4 separate regions of the Homo sapiens genome follow, and all the other regions are linked to region 4. The links are chromatin contacts, found by Hi-C or POLR2A ChIA-PET in ENCODE. All regions are on one chromosome and are shown on one strand. The core of a region is the stretch at or near the end of the contact, and the rest is flanking DNA. Distances in the headings are between cores, read along the strand shown.

Evidence for each region. A loop is a pair of places that touch in the nucleus more often than their neighbours do. ChIA-PET counts read pairs that join two places held with the same protein, here RNA polymerase II (POLR2A). Pooled maps may share reads with other maps.
Region 1: a map of CD8-positive, alpha-beta T cell shows a loop between it and region 4 (8-fold over the local background). The contact joins the promoter of WDR82 here to the promoter of GNAI2 in region 4. A Hi-C loop is called at or near these places in 2 of 168 maps with a recorded cell type or tissue (both CD8-positive, alpha-beta T cell), 1 of 37 single-sample maps with no recorded cell type and 5 of 50 pooled maps.
Region 2: a pooled map shows a loop between it and region 4 (16-fold over the local background). The contact joins the promoter of PBRM1 here to the promoter of GNAI2 in region 4. A Hi-C loop is called at or near these places in 2 of 37 single-sample maps with no recorded cell type and 8 of 50 pooled maps.
Region 3: a pooled map shows a loop between it and region 4 (13-fold over the local background). The contact joins the promoter of UQCC5 here to the promoter of GNAI2 in region 4. A Hi-C loop is called at or near these places in 6 of 50 pooled maps. POLR2A ChIA-PET finds 5 or more read pairs at or near these places in 2 of 52 experiments (A549 and activated T-cell).

What each region holds. Positions count from the first base shown.
Region 1 is chr3:52,274,639-52,281,804 of GRCh38, reverse strand. WDR82 (WD repeat domain 82) reads left to right here and starts at 3,156. Exons shown (of 9, transcript NM_025222.4): 1 at 3,156-3,604. The coding sequence starts at 3,444. RefSeq lists enhancers at 2,533-3,164, 3,634-3,733, 4,144-4,223, 4,244-4,293, 3,797-4,429 and silencers at 2,894-3,183, 3,364-3,443.
Region 2 is chr3:52,680,315-52,687,227 of GRCh38, reverse strand. PBRM1 (polybromo 1) reads left to right here and starts at 1,315. Exons shown (of 32, transcript NM_001405607.1): 1 at 1,315-1,479. GNL3 (G protein nucleolar 3) reads right to left here and starts at 1,196. Exons shown (of 15, transcript NM_014366.5): 1 at 1,123-1,196; 2 at 401-459. The coding sequence starts at 1,135. RefSeq lists enhancers at 969-1,038, 1,033-1,721 and silencers at 1,359-1,508, 1,579-1,728.
Region 3 is chr3:52,535,210-52,541,724 of GRCh38, reverse strand. It overlaps UQCC5 (ubiquinol-cytochrome c reductase complex assembly factor 5), which reads right to left and starts at 5,120. Exons shown (of 2, transcript NM_001124767.2): 1 at 4,819-5,120; 2 at 1-1,301. The coding sequence starts at 4,969. The coding sequence ends at 1,240. RefSeq lists an enhancer at 4,268-4,801 and a silencer at 5,135-5,434.
Region 4 is chr3:50,231,185-50,237,633 of GRCh38, reverse strand. GNAI2 (G protein subunit alpha i2) reads right to left here and starts at 1,430. Exons shown (of 9, transcript NM_002070.4): 1 at 1,181-1,430. The coding sequence starts at 1,298. RefSeq lists a silencer at 1,223-1,682 and enhancers at 1,552-2,162, 2,163-2,773.

The sequences.
Region 1 (7,166 bases), core at 1,907-4,406, 2.0 Mb before region 4:
GAGCTCTGGCTGGGCTCTGGACAAAATGGGAAGCAAAATTACTTTACAGCCATATAATAGAATAGTTTGTAGCCATTCAAAATGATTGTATCGATATTTATTGACCTGGAATATGTTCATAGTATGGGTAAACTTACAAACAATATATTATGAACCCAATAAAAATATATTTCAGGGATTGGCTGGGTGTGGTGGCTCATGCCTGTAATCCCAGCACTTTGGGATGGTGAGGCAGGCAGATCACCTGAGGTCAGCAGTTCAAGACCAGCCAGGCCAACATGATAAAACCTCGTCTGTACTAAAAATACAAAATTAGCTGGGCGTGGTGGCGGGCATCTATAGGAGGCTGAGGCAGGAGAATCACTTGAACCCAGGACATGGAGGTTACAGTGAGCTGAGAGCACGCCACTGCACTCCAGTCTGGGTGACAGAGCAGGAAAAAAAAAAAAAAAAAAAAAAAAAAAATATATATATATATATATATGTATATGAAAAAATCGGAAAGGTTCTACATCAAAATGGTAAATTTCGTGTTATATATATTTCACTATAATAAAAGATTGTAACAGTGGCTATCTCTGGATGCTGTTTTTATTATTTGTATTTTTTAGTTTTTTTGCAATGAATATGTGACAAGTAAAAGAATGACTACAAATAAAAGGAAACATAAAAAATTAAGTCTGATGCTCTTTTAAAGCCCATCTGATTCACTCTTGACTGCAGCTTTCTCTCCATCCACCCATCCACTGGAGCCGGCTTTCTGTGTCACTTTTTAAAGTCCATTTTTTTTTTTTTTTTGAGACGGAGTCTTGCTCTAATGCCCAGTGCAGTGGTGTGATCTCGGCTCACTACAACCTCTGCCTCCCGGATTCAAGCGATTCTCCTGCCTCAGCCTCCCAAGTAGCTGGGATTACAGGTGCCCGCCACTGTGCCCAGCTAATTTTTGTATTTTTAATAGAGACAGGGTTTCACCATTTTGGCCAGGCTGGTTTTGAACTCCCGACCTTGTGATCTACCCACCTCGGCCTCCCAAAGTGCCACCGCACCTGGCCTAAAGTCCATCCTTTAAGGCAACCATACTGTTGGGCTGGAAGCCAGGAGAGCCCCACTATAATAGGGCAGGGAGCCAGGCTAGGAATTGGAAACAGTAAGAATGCGAAACAGGATGAGGATTTGAAGACCCTCTTAAAAATGGGGGAAAAAAAAAAAGACTGCATTCCAAAAATAATGCAGAAAGTCAAGTCTTGGGAGGAAGGTTTGGTCTTAACGGTGAAATCTGGAAAAGGTATAGGAAGTACAATACTTGAAAAATACCCTGCAAAGATTTATTTTGGCTGGCAACATTCAGTAGATTACAGCTGTTTCTGTGGTTATTTTTGTAGATTAACATGGACCAAAATATGGCATCATCTTACTGGGTGTGTTCACTTCCCGACAGTTCTAGAACATGGTACTCGATCTGTCCTTGTTGCCTTCTAAACTATTCGAAGCAGACGCTGTATCAGACTTTCTAGCTTCTGAAATAAAGGCACAGGAATTACAGGGAAGCAGAGCAAGTGATCTGGGACGTGGAGGGTTTTTCTTCCATTGTGTGCAGTTTGGAAAGTTGCCATCTATTCAGGTTTCACTCAAACCGGCTTTTTCCAGACCCCAGAACAAATTGTAGCCAGAAGCTCTGCTCTTTGTCAGGAGGCAATTATACCCCAGACTTAGCCAGGAACTTGCCTCTTCCCTTAGAGAACAACTTCTCTTTATGTATAAGGATCCTGGCTCTCCTTTTACCCAGGGGGTTGGGATACAGCCTCTAGTTCTTTCTAGAAAGACCCCAACTGTCCCAGGGTTTCCATTTTGTTTTTTACCATTGCACAGGTCTCTGGATAATAACCTTCCTAATAGCGACTGAAATGTCTCACAGCCTTTCCTCGTTTTTGTTTCTCTTTAGCTAAAGAAAGCAAAAATAAATAATCCCCATCTTCATTGTTGGAAACCCCAGGCAATTAACCTTTTGAGGAGCTTCACACAAGATACAGATCTGTGAAGCCACATAGGTTGGCATTGAGTTTAACCCCTTGCCCAGAAAGTTAAGGTTAGGAAGCTTGGTTCCTATTTTCTGTTCAAATACTGCTTTCCTTTGTTAGAGATAAACTTTCTTTTAAGGCAAATAATCACTTATATGATAGAACCTTTAAAATAATCCTGTTGACTACAAACAGGATAGTGCAACTCTTCCAAATCTTGAATGTGGTGGTGACTGCATGACTGTGTATGGGTGTCAGAACATAAAACTAGCCACTAAAAAGGCTAATTTTTGGGGGGAAACCGTCTGCTCTGTCGCCCAGCCTGGAATGCAGTGGCACGATTTCGGCGCACTGCAGCCTCCGCCTTTCTCAATTCTCGTGCCTCAGCCGCGCCATCATGCCCGGCTAATTTTTTGTATTTTAGTAGAGGTGGGGTTTTGTCATGTTGGCCAGGCTGGTCTCAACTCCTGAGCTCAAGCGATCATCCCGCCTCGGCCTCCCAAAGTGGTGGGTTTAAAGGCGTGAGCCACCGCGCCCGGCCTAAAAAGGCTGATTTTTACTGTACCTAAAGTCTACCTCGATTAAGAAAACGAGGCCGGGTGCGGGTGAGGTCAGGAGTTCGAGACCAGCCTGGCCAACATGGTGAACCCCCGTCTCTACCAAAAATACAAAATTAGCTGGGCGTGGTGGCGCGCGCCTGAGCGAGAGACTCCATCTCCAAAAAAAAAAAAAAAAGTAAAGAGGTCGAAGCTGTCTAAGCGGACGCTGCGGTGGACTAGCGGTCAAGCTTGCCTGCGAGCGGCTCACCTGAGTCACCCCCAAAACCGGCCTCCAGCAGCATACCCGACCCTGCAGTACCCCCTCCCACGCAGCCTGCGATCGGGACGCCTGCAGGAGGCGCCAGAGTCTTCGCGGGGGTTGCAATCCCGCGCAAGGGCCCCCGGCTCCCAAGGCATCCGCAACCTTCCGATCCCCCGGGAAGGCCCTGCACGTCTCGGCCGCTCCCTGCCAGCAGCCCGCCCCGCCACTACACTCCGCCGCGGCCGCGCTGACGTCACCACCCCGCCTCCCCGCCTTGCTCCGCCGTTCCCGCCCCGCCCCCTTTCCCGGCGTGCGCCGCGGCTGAGGCTCCTCGCCCTCAGCTTCTGCCTGTCGCCCCAAAATGGCGGACACAATGAGCCGGCGACGCGCCGGTTGTCCGTGAGGTGGCTGTGAGGACGAACGGTCGGCGAGGCTCCACAGTCCAGGCAGAAGACCCTCGACCAAGCAGGAAGAAGAGGAGGAGGCGGCCCAACTGTTGGCCGACTTCCCGCTAGCCGCCGGCGCGGCGCCCGCCCCGCCTGGGTTGGCCCCTCGGCAGCCCGCCCGCTCGCCGCCGGGCCCCGCCCCGGCCCTGCGCCGCCGCTGCCTTCCCCAGCCGCCGCCATGAAGCTGACCGACAGCGTGTTGCGGAGCTTCCGCGTCGCTAAGGTGTTCCGCGAAAACTCGGACAAGATTAACTGCTTCGATTTCAGCCCCAACGGCGAGACGGTCATCTCGAGTAGCGACGACGACTCCATCGTGCTCTATGACTGCCAGGAGGGCAAGTGAGTGCGGCGGAGGCCCTGGGCCCGAGTCTCAGTGCCTCCCTCCGGTGGCCCAGCACAGGTCCCTCGGCCTGCCCTCCGTCCCGACTTCAGCCCCCAGCCTATTTTGCACGCGTTCCTGCCAGGGCCGCCTCCACCCCGCAGCCGTCCAGGAGACCTTTTATTTTTTTCTTCTTAAAAAAAAAAGATAACGATAGTCATAATTTTATAATATTATTTGTATGTCTTCGGTCTCCTTTGAGCGCTATGCATCACTTGCCAAACCCCACCTTGACCTTGACCTTTAAACGCCCGGTCCGCCCACCCTGGGCCCACCAGGTAGCGTTTTCAGCTCCTCAGGCTGTCAAAGGTGCTGGTCTGCTCCGGCCTCGACGCAGGACTGCAGGGGCTGCTTTTCTGCCTCCTTCGGCAGCGTCAGCTCTCTCTTGTGCTCTCTCCACTGTGACCTCGATTCCGCCCTGGCACTCCGCCCATCCCCTGCCCCTCAGCTTCCCGCGGCCTTTCTGCCGTCAGACCGCGTGGGTTGCACTTCTTAGCTGTCAGGATTTATTTGTTGTGCCCCTTTGAGCCCCCTTGCTTTTTCTTCCTGCTCCTAGCCTTTCTCTTACTCATTCAGACTTGGTGCCCACGTTCATAAGTGAACTTTTCAGCAACATCTAAAACTTCCTTTTTGCCACACACAAACGAACTTGGTCGTCCCATCCTGACCTGAATGTGAGCTTCCGTTAAAACAAAGCAAGCATCGTAGAACAATTTCAGGTTTCCTTTCATACTTTTTTTTTTCTATTACACTTTTTGGTCCACTTTGAATTCCAATTCTGATCATGAAACTTTTATGTTGCCACAAGTCATCTGGAGACCCACCATACCTGCATCTTTTCGCAAAATCTAAGCACAGCACTTTGCCTTTTTCCCTGGGGGTCCTTGTCAGCCCTCCTCACCGCACGCCTGTGGACTTGCAGCTCCTTGGAGCCAAAAACTAGTTTAGATTAAATTCGTTTTACCCTTAGCCACCTTCCCCAAGAAGGCTTGCTGATGTTTGGTTTAATTCGGTGGACCCTGGTTTTTTCAGACTTGATTTTGTCACCTAGTAACAGATATTATTATTATTATTATTATTATTATTATTATTATTTGAGATCTTGGGTTTTTCTCCACCTTCTCCAGCTGTTCCTTTTTCCTTTTTTTTTTTTTAGACTGGTGTCCTTCTTTTGGAACATATCTCTTCATTTGTGAATTTGATTATCTGAAGTAATGCTAGTTTGGACTGAGCTATAATGGTATCCCCCCAGTTTTTTTCCCCACTGGGGCTGTGAGAAAGTATTATGTAACCGGCTCTGGATCTGCCTGCAGTTTGTGGCAGAGTGGTCTGCAGTGGTGGTCTTAAGGAAGAGGGAATTGTTAGCTGGACAAATAGTTATTTGAGTCAGTGTTACTCATTGAGTAGATGGATTTCTGTCCTGGTCTGGTCACTTGAATCAGTTTAGAAGACGAAGTAACATTTAAAGGTGTGGTAGTAGGGTCAGCATTGTGGGGTCCTGGAGGAGTAATTTGAAGCTGGCTTGCATGAAATGTATAGTGCTTATGCACAGATTAGAACCTCTTCCCAGAACCTGAGGGTGGAGATGTATATCCTCATTTAAAGGAAATGAAGGTTGTTATAGCATTTCTTTGCAGTTTGTCCCCAAATTTGGCGTAATTTTGATTTGGGAAGGATGACCTTGACATGAAGTCCTGTCTTTCTTTTTTTTGTTTTTTTTTTTCGGGTGGGGGACGGAGTCTCTCTCCGTCGCCCAGGCTGGAGTGTAGTGGCGCGATCTTGGCTCACTGCAACCTCTGCCTCCCGGGTTCAAGCGATTCTCCTGCCTCACCCTCACAAATAGCTGGGATTACAGGCGCCTGCCACCATACCCTAACTTTTGTATTTTTAGTAGAGATGGGGTTTCACCATGTTGACCAGACTGGTCTTGAACTCCTGACCTCAAGTGATCCACCCGCCTTGGCCTTCCAAAGTGCTAGGATTATAGGCATGAGCTGCTGTGCCTGGCCAAATCCTGTCTTGTTAAAAGTAAAATGCTAGTTTTGTGACATAAGGCAGTTTATTTACTCGTAGCATTTTTACATAATTAGAAACTAACAAAGTTACAGTGTTTCAAAGAACTCCCATATGATTCAATAACTGGTTACATTTTCTGCATTTGCTTCATGACTGTAGGTAAATATTTATATGTACTGTGTGCCTCCCCCCACCTTTAGAGTTGGAGGTATCAAGCCCCTTTATCCCTAAACACTTCAACATGGATTTTCTTTCTTTTTTGAGATGGAGTCTCGCTCAGTCGCCCAGGCTGGAGTGCAGTGGCGTGATCTTGGCTCACTGCAACCTCCGGCTCCTGGGTTCAAGCGATTCTCCTGCCTCAGCCTCCTGAGTAGCTGGGATTACAGGTGCATGCCACCATGCCTGGCTAATTTTTGTATCTTTAGTAGAGGCAGGGTTTCACCATGTTGGTCAGGCTGGTCTTGAACTCCTGATCTCGTGATCTACCCGCCTCAGCCTCCCAAAGTGCTGGGATTCCAGGCATGAGCCACTGCGCCCGGCTCAACGTGGATTTTCTAAGCACAAAGACATTCTTATGTAACCAGAGCACAGTTATCCAAATTAGGAAATTTAGTACTGATACAATACTACAGGGCATGCTCTTGAGTTTTCTCTGATCAATTAATTGTAACCTTGTTTCATTATCTGTGGTGAAGGAGTGGCCTGGTAGTTAGGAGGGAACTGGGTACTAGTTTGGCCTGTGACTAGGTATGTGACATTGGTCAGATTACTTCTTTGGGTATTAGACAACCTCTTTAGTTTCCATTCTAGGCAATAATATGATGAAAAATTTTGTCACTAGTATAGGTCAAACCGACCTCAGAAGAAAAGAAGTATTTCCTTGGGAAGGCATGGTATTGTATCTTTTATTTATTTATTTTTTTGATAGGGACTTTCGCTCTTGTTGCCCAGGCTGGAGTGCAGTGGCTCCATCTCGGCTCACTGCAACCTCCGCCTCCCGAGTTCAAGCGATTCTCCTGCCTCAGCCTCCTGAGTAGCTGGGATTACAGGCATGCGCCACCACACCTGGCTAATTTTGTATTTTTAGTAGATGCGGGATTTCTCCATGTTGGTCAGGCTGGTCTCGAATTCCCGACCTCAGGTGATCCGCCGCCTCGGCCTCCCAAAGTGCTGGGATTGCAGGCATGAGCCACTGCGCCCGGCCTTTCTTTTTGTTTGTTTGTTTGTTTTGTTTTGTTTTGTTTTTGAGACTGCCTCACTCTTTCCTAGGCTGGAGTGCAGTGGCGTAATCTTGGCTCACTGCTGCAACCTCGCTGCTGGATTCAAGCGATTCTCGTGCCTCAGCCTCCCGAGTAGCTGGGATTACAGGCACCCATCAGTGTGCCTGCTAATTTTTGTATTTTTAGTAGAAATGGGGTTTCACAATGTTGGCCATGTTGGTCTCAACATCTTACCTCAAGTGATCTGCCCACCTCGGTCTCCTCGGCCTCCCAGAGTGCTGGGATT
Region 2 (6,913 bases), core at 66-2,565, 2.4 Mb before region 4:
TTTGTCTGCTTACAAAAATATCTTTATACTTAAGCAGAATTCAAGTGAGAAACCAATCTGGCTGCAATTTAGTTATGCCTATAAAATGTCCTAGGAAAATGGAGCTTTAATTGGAATCTTACAAAGTAATGCATATGTAAGTATAAAACAGCAAGAAATTGTAACTAGAAGGCTCTCTATGCAGAGATTAACATGCTGAACAAATTTAGAGACTTATCACCAAATCACTGCACTTTCTCACAGCTGCACTCCTGATGCCTAAGAGCTTGTGCCCATGGTCAGTCTATCCAATGCCATTTCCCAAAACCAAATCACATTAACCCAGACTTTCCCGCAAAGGAACAGGGCAAAATCAGTTTAGCAATGTGTTTGGTACAGCTCTCTCAAGCACTACACTTACCTTTTTTTGGATTTTATACCGCTTATGGCAGGTCATGCGTTTACTTGCTTTCTTTAACTCTACAAAGAAACACATCACAAATCTGTTAACCCAAATGATTAGTTCTGGGTTAACGCACTATGGAGTTATATCCTTTTCTTGTGTTATTGGCTACCAAACCTAACGTTAAGTCTAATGCGAAATGCCTAATGCAAACATACGTGCTACTTTCAAATCCCAGAGAATTAAATTCAGTAGATCCAGAATGGAGTCAAAATTCCCTGCACTTACCCTCACAATATTAGAATGGGATCATACACAACAGCGTATGAGACACAAAACGACAACCACTTCGTGTCAAACAGCACGAATCATAAGGCAGGAGAGGAACACTGAGTCTGGGAGGCGATTCTCAGCTCTCACCTGGGCCAGTCTGCACGTGGCCACGGAAAGAAAATATTGGGCCTCAAACCTGGCTCAGACGCTGCTTCCTTACGAAAATCTAGCCTAGTCTTCCCCACCCTCTGCCCGGCTTCGTTCCGCAGAATGAGCCCGCGCGGTTAACATGATCGCCGTAGGGACTTCCAACTCTCGGTTCTACCAGGAAATAGGGCCAAGGCCTACGCGTAGGCTCCCACCCCCATACCAGCAGAGACAAAGCCGTAGCCGTAGAAGAGCGTCGTGGTGGCTGCAGCAACTTCCAGACGTGGGTCCCTCCACGCCCGCCTCCCGACCCCACTTACTAGGCCTTTTCATATTGGCTGTAGAAGGAAGCACAAACACATCAACCTGCCTCCGCTGGCGCCACGTGTGAACTGAAGCCACTGACGAGCGTCACGCACTTACGCTGCCGCCGTAAAGTGCGTCACCGCCTCTCTGCGTGCGCGGGCACGCAGTGTCGCGCGGAGCAGGGATCGCTTGGCGGCCGCGGGACTGGTTTTGCGGCGGCACCGGGAGGGGTAAGGGAGGTGAGGGCGGCGGGTGCCGAAGCGACGGCAGCGGCCGCGGCCGGAGGAGCAATAGCAGCAGCCGTGGCGGCCACGGGGCGGGGCGCGGCGGTCGGTGACCGCGGCCGGGGCTGCAGGCGGCGGAGCGGCTGGGTAAGGCCGGGCCCAGGGCGGGTGGGGCCGCTCCCCCTTGGTCAGCTGCCGGGCCTTTGTGTGGGCCCGGGCGGGCGGGAGCCGCGGCGGAAGCCCCGCCCCGGCCGTGGGGACGCGCGGGTCGGGCCGGGCGCGCGGGGTTGGGCGGGGCGCGGCGGCTGGCCTCCGGATGGGCCCAGTAGCCTTGTCGCACCTGCCGGCAGGGACAAAGGCGCACTACGGGTCGGAAACTCCCCGCGCTCCTCTTTCCCGCTCGTCGCGGGGCAGCTTCAAAGCTGTCAACGTTTCCCTCAGTCCCCAATACCAGTGACAGGTCGGGAAAGTCCTTCATTTCCTCCGTTGCTCAGGGCCTCTTTTTTTTGTTGTGGTTTCTTGACGGTTCGACACAAACTCTTAGTGATTTTCTTTCCGTATTTTTTCCGGGTATTTTAATCAATGGGACTTGTATTTATAGTAGAGGCCAGATATTTCAGCTTCTCAACACCACAAAGAATCCGGGATTTTGGGAACTGTGTATATTTCTTGGTTTGGGGAAGCACAGTTTTGTTATTATAATAAGTTTTAATTTAAAGGGGAAGAAAGAGTTGCAAAAATATAGAAAAAGCCCTGAAAAATAAGTACACGGTATAGTGGATATAGAAATTCTTACAATAATTATAGAAGCGTATGTTGGGGTGAATTGTTTTAATTAACTTACTTTCCAACACAGGATTCTTGACAAATAATTTTAGGTATTATTTTTTTCTCCATTTGGCTATGTGCTTTTCCCCAAAAAGTGCAAATTGGACTCATGCACATAAAAGAGTAGCATAATTTTTGCTTTATTACTTACAGGTCGCCCATATTTGATTTTGAGCTCCAAAATGGAAGATTGGAAAATATGTTTTGAAGAGGTGTTTCAAATTAAAACAATAAAGAGTTTATGTGTGGATGAATGGAAGGGCCTTGACCGCTTTCTTTGGCTTTGGGAATGTACAAAATACCTCAAATGTTAATATCCTACCAAAATTCCCAAGATAAGTAAATTGTGGTGTATCTATATGATAGATTACTATCAAGTCATCAAACATCATGAGGAAGAATGTTGACTTGGAAGAACCTTCACTAAAACACAGGCTGTAGAATAATATATGTGGTTTGTTAACATTTTGGTAAAAAATAATAGGTAACTAAGGCATAAATACCAAAAACCGAATGACAACGTTAAGAGTGGTTTTTTTCTTGGAAGTAGGTTTATAGGTGTTTTTTTTCCTTTGAGTCCTGTTTTCCAAGATTTTGTTTTAAACATGTATTGTATTGCTAAATATTACTAGAAATATAGGAGAGGGCTAAAGTTCATAAACGGTCGAAATACACTGTTTGTCTATAGTAAGTCGATATTCTCCCAGTTGCACATTATTAAGTATTCTTAACTGTCCACTATAAATTATTGATTGTTAGACTTTTGAACTTGTAACTGTAATCAAGGCCATTTTAAAACTTGGCATTGAACTCTGGAATCTGTCTTTCCTCTTCATGGAAAGACAAAATTGCTGAAGGGATGCTTACAGGCATTTTTTTTTTTTTTTTTTTTTTTTTTTTGAGACAAGGTCTGACTTTGTTGCCCAGGCTGGAGTTCAGTAAAGTGATCATGGCTCACTGAAGCCTTGTGCTCCTAGGCTCAAGCAGTCCTCTCACCTCAGCATCCCAAGTAGCTGGGATTACTGATGTGCAGCACCACACCCAGCTAATTTTAATTTTTGTAGAGAAAAGATCAATCTATGTTATCCAGTCTGGTCTTGAACTCTCTGCCTCAAGCGGTCATCCTGCCTCAGCCTCTCCAAGTGCTGGGACTACAGATATGAGCCCCTGTGCCTGGCTGAGGACTTTTAAACTATACAAATAAACTTTTTTTTTTGAAGGTCTCAAGTGCACTTTTTTTTTGTTTTTTTTGGAGACAGTCTTACTCTGTCCCCCAGCCTGGAGTGCAGTGGCGCAATCCCAGCTCACTGCAATCTCTGCCTCTCTGGTTCAAGCAATTCTCGTGCCTCACCCTCTCGAGTGCCTGGGATTACAGGTGCATGCCACCACCTTGCCTAGATAATTTTTTGTATTTTTGATAGAGACGGGGTTTCACCGTGTTGGCCAGGCTGGTCTTGAACTCCTGACCTCAGGTGATCTGCCCACCTCAGCCTCCTAAATTGCTGGGATTACAGGCATGAGCCACTGTGCCTGGCCCTAAGTGCACTTTTAATACATTTATTAAAAGATAAACTGAGCACATAACCTATACCAAATACTATCCTGTAAGACAGGTCTACAAAAATGAATATGCTGTTCCTGTGCCTGGGGAACATGCAGAAGTGATTTCACTTTATGTTGTTTTTTTTTTTTTCTTGAGACGGTCTCGCTCTGTCACCCAGACTGGAGTGCAGTGGTATGATCTCGGCTTGCTGCAACCTCTGCCTCCTGGGTTCAAGCAATTCTCATGCTTCAGCCTCCCAAGTAACTGGGTTTACAGGCATGCACTGCCTCAGCCAGCTAATTTTTTTTTTTATTATTTTTTTGAGACAGAGTCTTGCTCTGACGTCCAGGGTGGAGTGCAGTGGTGCCATCTCGGCTCACTGCAACCTCCGCCTCCCGGGTTCAAGCGATTCTCCTGCCTCAGTCTCCCAAGTAGCTGGGATTACAGGTGCGTGCCACCAAGCCCAGCCAATTTTTTTTGTATTTTTAGTGGAGACGGGGTTTCACCGTGTTAGCCAGGATGGTCTTGATCTCCTGACCTCAGGTGATCCATCCGCCTTAGCCTCCCAAAGCGCTGGGATTACAGACATGAGCCACCGCACCCAGCTAAATTTTTGTATTTTTCTTTAGTAGAGACAGGGTTTCACCACGTTGGCCAGTCTGGTCTCGAACTCCAAGTGATGCACTGGCCTCGGCCTTCCAAAGTGCTGGGATTACAGGCATGACCCACCACTCCCGGCATTACGTTCTTATTTTAGAGATGAAACAGATCTGAGAGGTTACATCAACTAATCAGACAACATCAAGCTGATAATCAGAGGTGGAAGACTTAGGACTCCTATTCTGGTCTTAGGAGCAAAGGTCCTGTTGTTTCTCCCACCTTATAACATTGCCCTTCTTGTCAGACTTTCAAAATACATTTTAAAATGTGTCCCATGGATAAGAAAATACTTGAAAATTATCCTTAAGTTGAAACTTTTTCTTATCTTACCAAAGTAAATTAATGATTCAAGGATATTGGGATATTGTGTCATCCGAACGACATACACATGCTGATAATGTATTTTTTTGTCATTTGATTTTCAGTGGATTATTTATAAAAGTAATTTTGAACTCCTGCCAAAATGGTTGGCCCTTTTTTTTTTTTTTTTAACCTTGTCAAATTTTTATATGGTGTCTCCAATGCAGATAGGACTTTTGGAAATAAATGTTCTTTCTCTGAATTTTTTTTTTGTGGGGGAGGGTGTTTTCCAGACCTTTTGCTCACATGAGCCATTCTTGGTTTGTTCCAGCTTGCCAACACTTGGTGTCACATGTGAGCCTCCCACATGTATTCACTCTCCATTCCAGCTCTGTGATTGAACTCTGCTCTTATTGACTAGGGGGCAGTTGGGCAGGCATGCCTCATTCCTGGAATTGACAGTCATTCCTAATGTGAGTAAAGGGGAACCTCAATGAGACATCTTTAAACATATGAAAGCATTTGGTTTTAAAATGGAAGAACTGTCAGGTACTGTTAGTGCCTGAGCCTTTGCAGCAGTTTGTTTGATAGGTACAAGAGAACTGATATGCCTGTTTTCTCCAGTTCTCTTTATCTTTCTTTAGCAGTTCTATTTGAATGTTTTCTATCTATTCGTACTCATTTTTACTCCTTCTGACCCTTCTTTTCTATTTCCCCCTTCTCTGCCTTGTTCTTCTTTTTCAGTTTTGAATATACTAACACTGAATCAGCACTTCTAAAGCCCTTCCTTCTCCCACTGGCTTCACTTGGCTTTCAGACATAATGAGGAGACTGGCTTTTCGAGGCGCTGGTTGTGCTCTGGTAAAGCTGGTAAATTACTGATTATCTACACCCTTTCCCTTTTCTGTCCTTCCTTGACTTTTTCCTTCCACCTTTCTTAAATTTTTGTTATCCTTTCCACAAAGATTCCCTCCTTATGTTCATCAAATTCACTTGTGTCTTTGTCATAGATTGTTTAAAAGGGATTGGTCCTTAATTTATCTTAATGAATTGAGTCCTGTTGATCAGCTTTTTATAAAATGAACAAAAATCAGCAAAACTTGGCTAAGTTTTGGCTAAGCCTTTTGACGATTTTAACTACTTTTAGCCAACTTCAAACTAATAATACTGTATAACAAACCGAAGCCTAGAGTAAGGAACATCATCGTGGTAGATTTTGTTTTAAACACCATGTGGACTTTAGTTTGGAAAAAGAGATCTGAGACTTCTCTTTTTCCTTAATTGCTCACCAGGATTTTCAAATGTGATTCTTTTGCTCCTTCTTTCTGTTTCCTGGAGATCCCCAACCTTTCTTTCCATACTGCTGGCAACCAGTGTTCTCCTGTTCTAATCATTCAGCTGCTGGTGTCGTAGTGTCCTGAAATTCAGTGTTTCCATGTGCCTTACAATTATGAGGTACTCTAGTTCTATGAGGTTCCTCATAATTGTAAGGCACATGGAAAAGCAGATGAGGTGCTGACTCAAGAAGTGAATACCTTGGGGCCTCTGAACCCCAGGCCTGCCTGACTACCTCAGGGGCTGAAGGATCAATACCTTCAGTGTTGATGAGTGAAACTGGGATCTTTTTTTTTCTTTTAGCTTTAGAAAAAGGCCTTTGACGGGCGGATCACGAGGTCAAGAGATTGGGACCATCCTAGCCAACATGGTGAAACCCCGTCTCTACTAAAAATACAAAAATTAGCTGGGTGTGATGGCACACGCCTTAGTCCCAGATACTCTGGAGGCTGAGGCAGGAGAATCGCTTGAAACTGGGAGGTGGAGGGAGGTTGCAGTGAGCAGAGATCGTGCCACTGTACTCCAGCCTGGTGACAGAGCGAGACTCCACCTAAAAAAGAAAGAAAGAAAGAAAGAAAAAGGCCTTTCAAATCACAATATACTATTTGATAGTATTGTTAGATTGTATTGCAATATAAGCATTGCAGGACTTTCTTGGGTATATACTATCTGTAGCAGATCATTCAGTGGTTGCATTTCTTGTGTTGTAAATAGAGTTATAGTTAAAATTGTTATAGTTAAATAGAGTACGTGTTATAGTTAGAGTATGTCATATCACTAAAAGGTGATTAGTTTGAATTAACAGAAGAGTTTCAAAGGATAGTTTGTACCTCTGTCTAGGTATAGCAAGTCTCATTAAGTGTTTTCCAGGGATATGTCTTGTGGATCCTGTTTTAATGAATGGAGAACATTCAT
Region 3 (6,515 bases), core at 3,871-6,370, 2.3 Mb before region 4:
CACTAAAAATGGTTTATCAGGTTAGGTTTACCAGGAATCCTAGATGACACAACTGGGCATGAGAATACGATGAACCACCGTCCTCTCCCTGATGGCAGAGGTCATTACTGGCCTTTCACATTCAAGCCATCTCCCAGCTGTGACTCTGGGCTTGCTGCACTGTAGTGTAGGTAGTGCTTTAAGGAGATGGGAGTAGTTAGTTAATGGTTCTTTACTGAATTGGTTCTAAGATAAGTGGACTAAAATTAGAAGAAAAATCTAGAAAAAATTAGGAGACATGTTTGTGGCAGAGATCATTAACTTGAGGATACCCTATGGCCTTAAGCATCAGCTTTATTCTCATGCAATAGTTAGAAACTATTCTGAAACTTAGTCTTTAGTATGTAGATTTTTTTTTGCTTGAAACGATGTTAGATGTGGCTATGCAAGCATGGAAAGGTATCTGCTTTTTCTACCAGGCTGATCCAAACTTACACTGGGTCAGATTGCCAAATCACTCAATAGACTGAGCCTCTGATTTAGCTCAAGTCTGGGATGCTTTATACTGTGTAGGTTCACTTTCTCATGGAAGGAGCAACTGTTTCTAGCAGCTGAATCGAACAGCAACATCTTCATCCTAGAGTAGTGTGAAACCTGTTGCCCACAGTCCTCATGAAGATCCAGCCCTTGCAGTTTAGGGGAGCCAAGCAAGGGAGGAGCATATTTCTGTTCACAAGAACACTAGCATGAGAAATGCGTAGTCAATCAAGAATTTCCACCACCCTAGCAAAAAGTTTATAGTCTAGTAGCTGGCAGAAATACAACCTGCATAATTATCCTGGTTTAAATGATCTGGCAATAGAGAATGTGTCCATAATTTAATTTGAATTCTGCAAAAAAGTAAATAAGGTTATAATTAGTTGCCTAAAAACAAAGATTGCCGAAAACAATTCGGGCTTCACTGAAAAGCATCCTGATTGATCCTTGAATTGTTTAAGAAATATTTCATGGACTAGATTCATCGAGTGAGTGTTTTAGGAGGAAATAATTTTCCCACAAGTGCTGTCCAGCAGTGACTTGGGAAGTACTCAAGCAGAGACAGAACTATAAAAATTCTTTGCAAAAACAGTTATTGGAATATTGTGCAGCTGATAAAGGACAAGCTGTGTCAGAACAAGAGATCTGAAAAGTATATTTTAAAAGGCACTGAAACCAATAGTAAAAATTCATATTGACTTTATTGACTGCTGAAGTTCAGTCTCATTCATCTTCCAGCCTTCTCTGATACTGTCTTTCTGAGGCTTTTCTACGGTAGACATCATCTGTATCAAACAAAAAGTTGCTCAGATGTTTAAGAAACATATTTAAAATTAAAACAATCTGAATAATTTAACCAATAGTCTAGGTCTGTCACCTACTTCTGAATCTTGGCATTAATATTTAACTCAATGCCAAAATAAACTTAAAACAAAACTTGAGTTAGATGAGGACTATGATAATGGAGTTCTAGACTTAAATAGGGTAAAAGTCAGTGTCTTGAAAGATAGAATCATGTCTTAGCACATCTCTTAGTGTTTTAAGATGTCCCTCACTTCCTTCTCCCCCATAATTTCTATTCTGTGCTCTGAAGTCATCCTTCTTAACTAAAACCTGGCTCCTCAAAGGCACTTCTTGCCTCTTGGCTCTCTGATGCTCCCTCTCCCATATCCAGAAACCTTCAGGTGGGGAGAGGAGATCAGTTTCCTTGTTCCAGCTGCTGCTTTGCCAGACCTTTGACTCGCCACCTTCATGTAAAGAATCTTCTTTCCAGGCCGGGCACAGTGGCTCACGCCTGTAATCCCAGCACTTTGGGAGGCCGAGGCAGGCGGATCACAAGGTCAGGAGTTTGAGACCAGCCTGGCCAGTATGGTGAAACCCCGTCACTACTAAAAATACAAAAATTAACCGGGTGTGGTGGCAGGCACCTGTAGTCCCAGCTACTCAGGAGGCTTAGGCAGGAGAGTCGCTTGAACCCAGGAGGCAGAGGCTGCAGTGAGCCAAGATCGTGCCACCACACTCCAGCCTGGGTGACAGACCAAGACTCTGTCTCAAAAAAAAAAAAAAAAAATCTTCTTCCTTCATGGCTCATGCCATTTGTCTGCCACCATCTTTCTTTGGCACCTGCTCTCCATCATGCCCCTTCAGTCACCAAAAGTGCTGGCCTCTGGCTCAGGTTCCTTGACCCTGTCCTGTGCCTTCTCCCCAGATACCACCATTACCCATGGGGATGAAGCTCCAGTACCCTTCACCTTCAACATCTTCCAGTCACTTGCAGGGCTCCTCTGAAGGATTTCTGTTCATACCACAACCCCCGTTACCTTTCCAGCCCTCCTGTCCTTGGACCTCACGTTTCTTCCCCAGGTCCTTGGCCCCGTCTTACCCGCTCAGCCGCTTCTTGTTCTCTCTCCTGGCAAATCAGCTAAAATTCCTTCATACTCTTGTCAATATCTTAACTTCCTGACACACCCTCAAAACCCCAACCACAGATTAATCCAACTTCCTCCCTTCCCCATGCTTCACCCTGCTTGCTGTGTCCTGAGGGGCCAACTGATGCCTCTAACTGGGTCCACTGAGGTGTCTGACAATCCTGTTTCCTCAGCCATCATCCTGACTCTTTTTCACCCACCCCCAAATGGCCATTTCCTCTCTTCCTTCACAGAGGAAAGTCATCATAAGGAACTCTTCCAGCTAACTTCCAAGGGCTTACTCCTGTCACCCAGCTCTGGTCCCACCCTCTCAAGGGTCCAGTATCTCCAGCCTCTCTCCACCCTCTCCTTCTAGATCATTATTTGCATATCCTGCAGTCTCTCCTAGAGGAAGGGGGGTTACCTCCCCTTCACAGAGCCAGATGTATTTAACCTCCTGTCTTCTGTGATAACAAATCCTCCTGGTTTCCCTCCTTGCCTTTCTGGCCATTCTCAGTTACCCTTAAAATGTTGGGATTTGGGCCAGGCGCAGTGGCTCACGCCTGTAATCCCAGCACTTTGGGAGGCCAAGGTGGGCAGATCACCTGAGGTCAGGAGTTCTAGACCAGCCTGACCAACATGGAGACACCCCATGTCTACTAAAAATACAAAATTAGCCGGGCGTGGTGGTGCATGCCTGTAATCCCAGCTACTCCAGAGGCTGAGGCAGGAGAATCACTTGAACTTGGGAGGCAGAGGTTGCGGTGAGCCAAGATCGCACCACTGCACTCCAGCCTGGGCAACAAGAGCGAAACTCAGTCTCAAAAAATAAATAAATTAAATTAAAATGTTGGGATTTGACTTCCATCATAATTTGCTTCTGAATGGTTCACAAATCCCAATTTCTGGCCCAGATTTGCCTCCTGAGCTTCAGCTCTGTATAACCATATCTACCTCGTCACGTCCCAGATGGTGCCCAGGATGGCCCTGCCTGTGTTCGGCACCTTCAGGAAATGCACTACCCCCTGCCCCAGGTGTCCCACCAGAAGCCTCCACTCCTCATCTCCTGAGTCCACTTAATCACCATGCCCTGTCAGTACTACCTCTGGGCTGTCTTTTACTTCCATCCCTTCTTGGTATCCTTTCTGCCCCAACCTAGACCAGGCCACTGTCTCAACTCTGGACAGCCATACAGCGTAACTGTTCCTACCAATCTGTCCACAAGGAGCCATTCTCCACATGTTAAAGCCTCTCCCTAAAATGACTCAATCCTTGGGATCCATTCTTGGTTCTCCAGTCCCTTTGCCACCCTGCCCAGGCACCCTTCTAGCCATCCCCACTTTGTTGATCTGCTTCAATCCCTCAAACACACAGCATACTCTCACACAAGTGCTCCTACCACTGCCATGGAGATGCTTTCAATTCCACACACCTTCCCCTCATCTGACTGACACCTACTCAGTCTTCAGGTCCTACTTTACTTGGTAGCTGCTTCCGGAAGCCTTCCCTGCACCATCTAGTCCAGTTGAGGCGCCCACCCGAGAGTCCTATGTTCCTCCCACTTCCTTCTCACAGCACTGATCACTTTGTATGCTAATTGTCTTTATCATCTTCTTTCCCATTAGAGCTCTTCTGGGGTAAGGGACACCTCTGCCTTGTTCATTATAGCCCCTCAAGAATGCTCATTAAGTATCAATGAATGGATGAACAGAAGGACTAAGGATCTTTAGGAATCACTAATGTAACAATTCTTTAAAATGTGGGTTGGCAAGTCACAAGTGATAGCGTTTCAGGAGAGGGGCAAAGCAGAAAGGGCCGAGGGGTTGGGGAAGTCCTCCTGAAAGGAACTGGCCTGTCCAGAGTTAATGCTCAGTAATGCAGTGCCAGGCGTTACCACTATCTTTACAGTGCTGATCATCTGGACCCAGACCAAAGACCTGGTGCCAATGACTGTCCTGTAAAGGTAGTGGTAATTAGCAAAGCCAGGCAGATCAGCTCCCTCCAGAGTTTGGACAGAAGAATCCAAAGAGAAATGGCTAGTTAGCAGGAGTTTCCCTGACCCCTCATATCCACCCCCTTCTACGATTGTTGTGAGCAAGTCTGTTCCTTAAGCCCAAACGATGTCACCGGCAGGGGTGAAGGGCAGGCATGAGAGGGCTGGAAGAAGCACGTGATCTCGCCTGTAAGTGCAGGGAAGGTCACAAGGCTGGACGCCAATGTGCCCGGCCTACAGGAGAGCCAGGCCGCCCTGACTGCCAAGCGAATGGAACTGCACTCGCCCAGCGCTCTGAGTGGAATGCGCGGTCTGCAATCTGAGAATACTCCCCAGAAAAACGGATCCCTACCGCCTCGTGCCTTCCTGAAAGGAAACAGAGACTGCTACCCCCTCACTTACAGAAGGTCTCCTGGCCCACGCGCACTTTAATCATGATCCACTCCATCGTTCCTCCCAGGACAAAAAAGAAGGGCAGGAACCGGTAGATGCCAAATCGCTGCTTCCCGGGCACCCGCTGCAGAATCCGTCTCACCTGGGCCCTGGTGAACATGCTCGACCGAGGTCGTGGAGAGGGATATGACGGAACTAAGCACTGGATCGCCCGGACGCAGCCGAGACCGCCCCGCCCGTTCTCGCCGTGTACCGCGACCTGGGAGACTAGCGAGCGCCGTCCTCCGCCACTGTCTGGTAGGCGCACGAGTGCCGGAACTGGGCGCCGACCTTCTAAAGCGAGGCGGATCCGCCAATCAGACTGCAGCGGGGGCGTGCAGCTCCGCCAATCAGAGCACGGCAGGGCGCGCGTGCTCCCTGAAGCCGAGCAGGGCCTCGAAGGAGCTGGCGCAGGCGCCTCAGCTCTGGAGGTGGGACGGCCCAAAAGGGAAGGACAGCCCACGTGGCGCCGGCCCGGCCCCGCCCCCTGCCTCCCCAGTGCAGGTCTGAGCTCGCAGTTGGCAGCCGCGCCCCCTACTCTGCCACCGCCATTTTTATTCCTAATACCCAGATAGAAGTGATGACCCTCTCTGATGGACTATGTACAGCACCACATTCCAAAATGCAATTATGCAATGCCTTGCGTTTATTTCGGAGACGTGATTGGTGCCTAGACTTCTAAAGTAACAGAATTTGATATGGAGTGTTGAAAGCTGAACTTTATCAATTATCACAGCAAAAATCTAAGTAAGCGCCCCGTGAGAACCCTAAAATTAATAAAAGCTATCTTGTATGGGGCACTTACAGTTCCACAGGCACTTGTAGGCGCTTTATTCACAATAATCGCAGAAGAGCAGTATAAAGAGCATGCACTCTGTTACCAAACCACATCCCTGCTCTACAGGTGCTCCCTTAGCCCATCTGTGCCTCAATTCCCTAAGCCGTAAAACGGAGGCCTTGTTCTGACGCTGTGATAATTTAGTGCGGTAATAGGAATGATGCACTGAACACAACCCTGGAGCATAGTAACTGATTAATATTAGTTAGAATATTCATTATGATGATAATGATTGGCAGAGCCCTCGCTCTTCACATGTATTCCCAAACATGGTTTTTGTTTGTTTCTTGAGACAGGACCTCGCTCTGTCATCCAGGCTGAAGTGCAGTGGCGCAATCTCGGCTCACTGCAACCCCCTCCTCCCCGGCTCAAGCCATCCTCCCACCACTACAGGCGTGCACCACCACGCCCGGCTAATTTTTTAATTTTTTGTAGAGATGGGGGTCCCACTATATTGGCCAGGCTAGTCTCAAACTCCTGGGCTCAAGAGATCCTCCTGCCTTGGCCTCCCAAAGTGCTGTGATTACAGGCGTGAGCCACCGCGCCGAGTCTGAACGTGTATTGTTTATATGTAGTCTCTTAACTGACAGTTTAAGAGACTATGCCAGGTAGAAGCAGGGCTCTGACTTAAGAGACTTCACTTGTAATTGCGTCTTCTCATGCTGCTGTGCTTGCTGAAGATAACTGAAAGGGGCTGTCACCCCATTACCTAGGACTAAAGTAAAAACTGCAGGAACAGCTTTGAGAAAGGAGACAACTATTAGACAATCTAAGGAAGGTAAATGAAAGCTTAGAACCAATGAGACGATTTGGTGATATGGACACAAAA
Region 4 (6,449 bases), core at 181-2,680:
CCCCAGCTGGCCCCTCAACTCCTCATTCAGCTAGTCCACCATCCCCCTTCACAGGGTCCCAAGATCCAACAAGCCCCCCAACTCTCAGAGGCTACATCCCAGGCCTTGCAGCCCAGAAGGGGTGTGGGCAGCCCAGCACCTACTAGCAGATCTCCTGGGCTCACCCGCAGGGGCAGCAATATGTCGGCTGTCTCACCACTTCCACTTCCCCCCACTCCTCTAGCAGCCACCATCTTTTCTGGCCTTGGAGGCGGCCACAACCCTAACTCCTCCACTCTCTCTCCTACTTCCCAGACTGGCCTTCGAAACTGGAAAACATAGAGCCTCCTTGGGAAGCCTGAGGCCTGGCCCCCTCCCCCAGCGTGACCAGTGGAGCCTCAATCCAGCCCCGTGGGGGTTCTGCATAAGGCAGCCTAGGCCCTCTCCAACCCAGGGCTCCCGCCTCCTAGCCCAGCCCACTTGGTGCAGGAAGGGTGGAGGGATCTGGGGAAGGCCAGAGTGTAAGAGGACTTAGGGGAGGATCAGCAGAGGGTTTCGGGAGTGATGCCTGCAGAGAAGGATCTGGAGGGCAGGAAGCAGGGAGCAGGGCTCGCTGAAGGGGTTCCAGCTGGAGATGGGGCTCAAGAGCAGTTTCCCACTCGAGAGGTTCCTTGGGTCAGAGTGCACAGGTGGAGGATACAGATTCCAGACTAGGGATGGGGCACAGAAGGAGAAGGAGGGAGTGGGTGGGGGGCCTGGCAGGGGCCCCGCGGGATGCTCATGCCCAATAGGAATAAAAGGCGCAGGTGAGGAAAACAAGCGGAGCCTGAGGGTTGGGGAACAAGTGGCGGGCATCCTGGGGGTTTGGGCAAAGTGTAGGGAAGGATGGCGGGGCTCTGAAGTTCTGTGAAGCTAGTTAGCAAGGGGGGATGGCCAAGCAGGGCACTGGACCGCGGGTGTTGGGGCACTGTTGACTGGATTTGGAGGTCTGGGGTCTGGGATGAGACAGGGGTCTGGTCTAGAGTCTGGGCAGGATCAAAGGTCTAGTCCAATCTAGAGTTTTCAACCCTGGTCCTGGCCCAGGTGTGGGGTCCCAGACAGCCCGGGTCTGGGAGTTTGAAGCCCTAGTCTGGGAGGTCAAAGTCCTTGTCTGGGGATTCGAGCTGGGAATCAAGGATCCCAGTGCGGGACGCGGCCTCACCCAACAGCAGCAACTTCACCTCCCGCGCCGCCTTCTCTCCGTCCTCCCGCAGGTTCTTGTCGATCATCTTAGAGCGCTCGGCCGCCGCCTTGTCCTCGGCGCTCACGGTGCAGCCCATCCCGCCGTCCGCCGGCCCGGCCGCCGCCCGGCCCCCACACGGCCCACGGCCCGGCTCGGCCCCGCCCGACCCACTCCGCTCCCACCACCAGCCCTCTGCGGGAAGCACTCGGGTCGGCAGTTCCGAGCGACTGCGGGAGGCGCCTTCCCTACCGCCGCGCACCGACGGCGGGGCGGGCCGGGGGTGGGGCCTGGGCGAACCAAGCCTGTGACTGGGCCGGGGCGGGCTTGCAGGCGGGGCCAGAGGAGATTAGAGGCTGTTGATTGGCTCGAGGGCGGAGCGAAGGGGGAAGTTAGGCGCAGCCCAGGCTCGGGCCTGGGCTGCAGGCGGGGCCACGCGGAGAAAAGGCAATAGGGGTGGTTCCAAACCCCGGGACCCGGCACTGGGCGGGCTGCAGGCGGGACCGGGCTGTGATTGGGTGCGGAGCGCCGGGAGCTCTGTTGCTGGACAGCCGGGAGGGCGGATCTGTTAACCCGAGGGTGGGGATCCGGTGCCCTCGAGGGCAGAGCAGGAACCAGCCCTCTGAGCTTCTGCGAGTTGGGCGAGTTAGGTGGAGGAGGCGTGTCTTTGTCATTTGTTAAAGTTAATGAGTCCAGTAAACTTGTTTTGGGATCTACGAACTCGGGAGCCTTTCTGGACTGCGGTTTTCTCAGTCTTAAGGCGGGTTTACCGCCTTCTCCCTCTGGGTTGCAGCTAGTCGAAAAAGGAAAAAAAAAGGCCGGGCGCAGTGGCTCACGCCAGTAATCCCAGCACTTTAGGAGGCCGAGGCGGGCAGATCACTTGAGGTCAGGAGTTCTAGACCAGCCTGGCCAACATGGTGAAACCCCATCTCTACTAAAAATACAAAAATTACCCGGGCGTGGTCGTGGGCGCCTGTAATCCCACCTGCTCAGGAGGCTGAGGCGGGAGAACTGCTTCAACCCGGGTGGCGGAGGTTGCAGTGAGCCGAGATCGCGCCATTCATTGCACTCCAGCTTGGGCGACAGAGCAAGACTCCGTCTCAAAAAAAAAAAAAAAAATTGGTTTCCATCTTTACACCTTTGCCTAGGCTGTCTCCTTTAGCTGGGTGGCTTCTCATATCCATCCTTCCCCAATCTACCGGGAGGCATTCTTCGGCAGGCAGCCATCCTGGACTCCAATCTGGGACCAGGCAATCAGGACCCAAGGGAGAAAGGGAGAGAGGATGAGAGGGTGGAGAGGGAGGAAGAGAGGAGGGCGGGCAGGCAGGGTGAGGGGGTTGGGAGGGAAGAAAGAGGAAGAAGTTGCCACTGGACTTCTAGAAACAAAAGTGGCCATGATCTTATGACCTGTCTCTTCCATGGCCTGTCCACGTCTGGAGGTGGCCATGATCCCACATCCCACCCTCCTGTGGCCTGTCCCCACTGGGCAATGGCTGCAACCCTATGGCCAGGCAAAGGTGGGGTGGAAGCAGCAGTGTTTCTAGCTGAACATTTCAAGTCTTTCTGATCCTGTGCTCCAGGAGCAGCCCAGAGCCCCACCCTCGATTGGACATTTGAAGGGTCTGCCAAAAATTAACCACGAAGGCATTTTGTGTGACCCCAGTGCCATGAGGCTAGGAGGCCCCAGCCCAAAGGGAAGGCCCCTGAAGCAAGACAGGGTGCTTGCCACCAACAGCCCGGTGTTTAGCATAAACCCCTTCCTTAGAACCTTGGTACACATTTTGGCTGGGCATGGTTGCTCATGCCTATAATCCCAGCAACTCTGGGAGGCTGAAGCAGGCAGATCTCTTGAGGTCAGGAGTTCGAGACCAGCCTGACCAACATGGAGAAACCCTGTCTCTACTAAAATACAAAAAATTAGCGGGGTGTGGTGGTGGGCACATGTAATCCCAGCTACTTGGGAGACTGAGGCAGGAGAATCACTTGAACCCAGGAGGCGGAGGTTGCAGTGAGCTGAGATCATGCCATTGCACTCTAGCCTGGGCAAGAGTGAAACTCCATTTCAAAAAAAAAAAAAAAGACCGGGCACGGTGGCTCACGCCTGTAATCCCAGTACTGGGAGGCCGAGGCGGCAGATCACGAGGTCAGGAGATGGAGACCATCCTGGCTAACACGGTGTATTTTGTACTAAAAATACAAAAAATTAGCCGGCGTGGTGGCGGGCGCCTGTAGTACCAGCTACTCAGGAGGCTGAGGCAGGAGAATGGTGTGAACCCAGGAGGCGGAGCTTGCAGTGAGCTGAGATTCTGTCTCTGCACTCCACCCTGGGTGACAGAGCAAGACTCCGTCTCAAAAAAAAAAAAAAAAAAAAAATCAGCTGGGCGTGGTGGCACGTGCCTGTAATCCTGGTTACTCAGGAGGCTGAAACAGGAGAATCACTTGAACCTGGGAACTGGAGATTGCAGTGAGCTGAGATCACACCACTGCACTCTACCCTGGGCAACAGAGCAGGACTCCGTCTCAAAAAAAAAAAAAAAAAAAAAGAACCTTGTTACACATTTTGTTCCAGCTCCCAATCCCCAGGCTGGCTGTTCTCCCTGGAGTGTCTGCATATCCCTATCTGAATGTCTCTCTTGTTGAGGGGTCATTGGCCTGGAAGTCCTCCAATGACTCCCTCAGGCCCCCCTCCTGTCCTGAGACATAGGATATGATGTCCCATGTCCACCACTGCTCTGAAGCTCAAGCAGGCCCTGCCATGGGCATGCAACATGTTGAGGACACATAATGTCCACCAGGGCCACAGATATGCTGTAGACACCCACACATAGGTCAGTCTCCAACATGCCTCAGATCCACAGAACACACTCTACAAAAATGGGTACACATGGCCAAGAATACAATCTGTCCACGCACAGACTACAAACTGGCTTCCAAGGTGGGACCCTCCCCTTCCCTCTACCTGTCACCCTGCCCCAGGCTTGAGAGCTGATCCTCGCTCCTCTGGCCTCTCTAGCCTGCTCCTAGCAACAGCCAACAGCTCTCACAGTTGCCAGGCAACAGGGAGAACCTGTCAGCCCCTTGGAGGCCCAGCTCTCAGTAGGTGGGCGCAACACAGACCCCAATCTATGGAGGCAGGGCAAGATGGGGCTACTGGAAGGCATGGCCTTCCCCAGCCCCAGGCCAGGTCCTGTGGTTATGGCACCCTTCCCGCCAGTCAGCTGCTCCTTTCCAGTCCTATGCTCTTCCCAGGGAGTCCAGCAACCCTTGCTTCCACCCTGCTAGCTGCTCCTTCTCCATCTCCATGGGGTCCCCAGGGCTATGGCCAGGCCTCTGCTTGCCACTCCACTCATACACCTCCCACTCTGGGGGCTCAGAACCCCACAAGGTCCTCTCCAGCCTGACTTCTTTGATTGCCAGCCCCATGTCCACCACTGCTCTGAAGCCTCCCCGAGACACCCAGGCACCTCAAATCCACACTGTCCAGAACTGGGTACATCCCATCCCACTGGCCCCTGTTCCCAGGCTCTCCACCACTTCATGATCCCCCCACCAGCCACAGCAATGACCCCCTCCCCTACCCCTATATGCCATCAGCCTCTTCCCTACCTCAATTTCCCCTCCAATCTGTATTTGTTCTCTGTCCCCACTATCTCCCAGCCTAGGATTCTAACGTCTTCCTTGGCTCTCCTGTTTCCCTACAATTTATCCTCCACATGGCAGCCAAGGGCATCCTACTGAAAGAAATCACATCACCCCCTTGCTCGGAAACTTTCTGTGGTTCCCCAATGCCCTGAGAATAGATGAAGCCCCCACACACACTGGTTTGGACTCTGCAGCAGTTGGAGGCTGTAGGCTGGCAGTTGGAAGCAAAGACTCTGAGGAGCAGTTTGCAAACTTGCCAGCTACTTGTTACTTTGGACAAGTACCAGAAACTCCCTGTACCTCGGTTTTCTTATCAGTAAAATGGGCCTAACGGTTATACATACCCAAAGCACAGGCAGAGGTCAGGACTCCAGGAGGAAACATGTAAAACATGCAGAATGTGCATGGCACATAGAAAGCCCTCAATAAGGGTGAGGTGTTATAGTAGTGATTTCTTTTTTTTTGAGACTGAGTCTGACTCTATCACCCAAGCTGGAGCGCAGTGGCATGATCTTGGCTCACTGCAACCTCCGCCTCCTGGGTTCAAGTGATTCTTGTGCCTCAGCTCCCCAAGTAGCTGGGATTACAGGCGCCTGCCACCACACCCGGCTAATTTTTGTATTTTTAGTAGAGATGGGGTTTTGCCATGTTGGCCAGGCTGGTCTCAAACTCCTGACCTCAGATGATCTGCCTGCCTCGGCCTCCCAAAGTGCTGGATTGCAGGTGTGAGCCACCGTGCACGGCCCTTTTTTTTTTTTTAATAGAGATGAAGTCTCACCATGTTGTCCAGGCTGGTCTCAAACTCCTGGGCTCAGGCAATCCTCCCGTCTTGGCCTCCCAAAGTGCTGGGATTACAGGCATGAACCACTGTGCCTGGCCCAATAGTAGCGATTTCTGTAAGGCTTTATGATTGTCCCCACTCAAGGGTCCACCTCATGTCCCTCCACTTGCAACACACTGGCACTCCAACCATCTGGCTTGCCTTGCTCTCTCCATCCCTCGATCTTCCCTCCCATCCCCCTACCCTGTTAAATTAATCCCTCCTCCCCACCTTTCATTCCCTGGCTGTGAGCTGGGCTTCTCTGAGTCCCATTGTCCTCGGGCTTCCCCTTCCCCAGCCAGATCCCACTATTCTGGTCGTGGGTCTCTCCCACTCATATCCCTAATTCCAGGCCCCTTGCAGGGTGGCAGGTAAATATGTATCAACTTAAATGAATAAGGCCGGGTGCGGTGGCTCGAGCCTGTAATCCCAGCACTTTGGAAGGCTGAGGTGGGCAGATCATGAGGTCAAGAGATCGACTATCCTGGCCAACATGGTGAAACCCCATCTCTACTAAAAATACAAAAATTAGCTGGGCGTGGCAGCGCATGCCTGTAATCCCGGCTACTTGCGAGGCTGAGGCAGGACAATCGCTTGAACCCAAGAGGCAGAGGTTGCAGTGAGCTGAGATCGCACCATTGCCCTCCAGCCCGGCAACAGAGGTAGACTCTGTCTCAAAATCAATCAATCAATCCATCAATCAATCTCTTCATCCTGGAGCTGGGAGCTGCTGCCCCTCTGGAAATATTCATGTAGTTGTATACGCAGAGAAAAGAGAAACCAATAGTG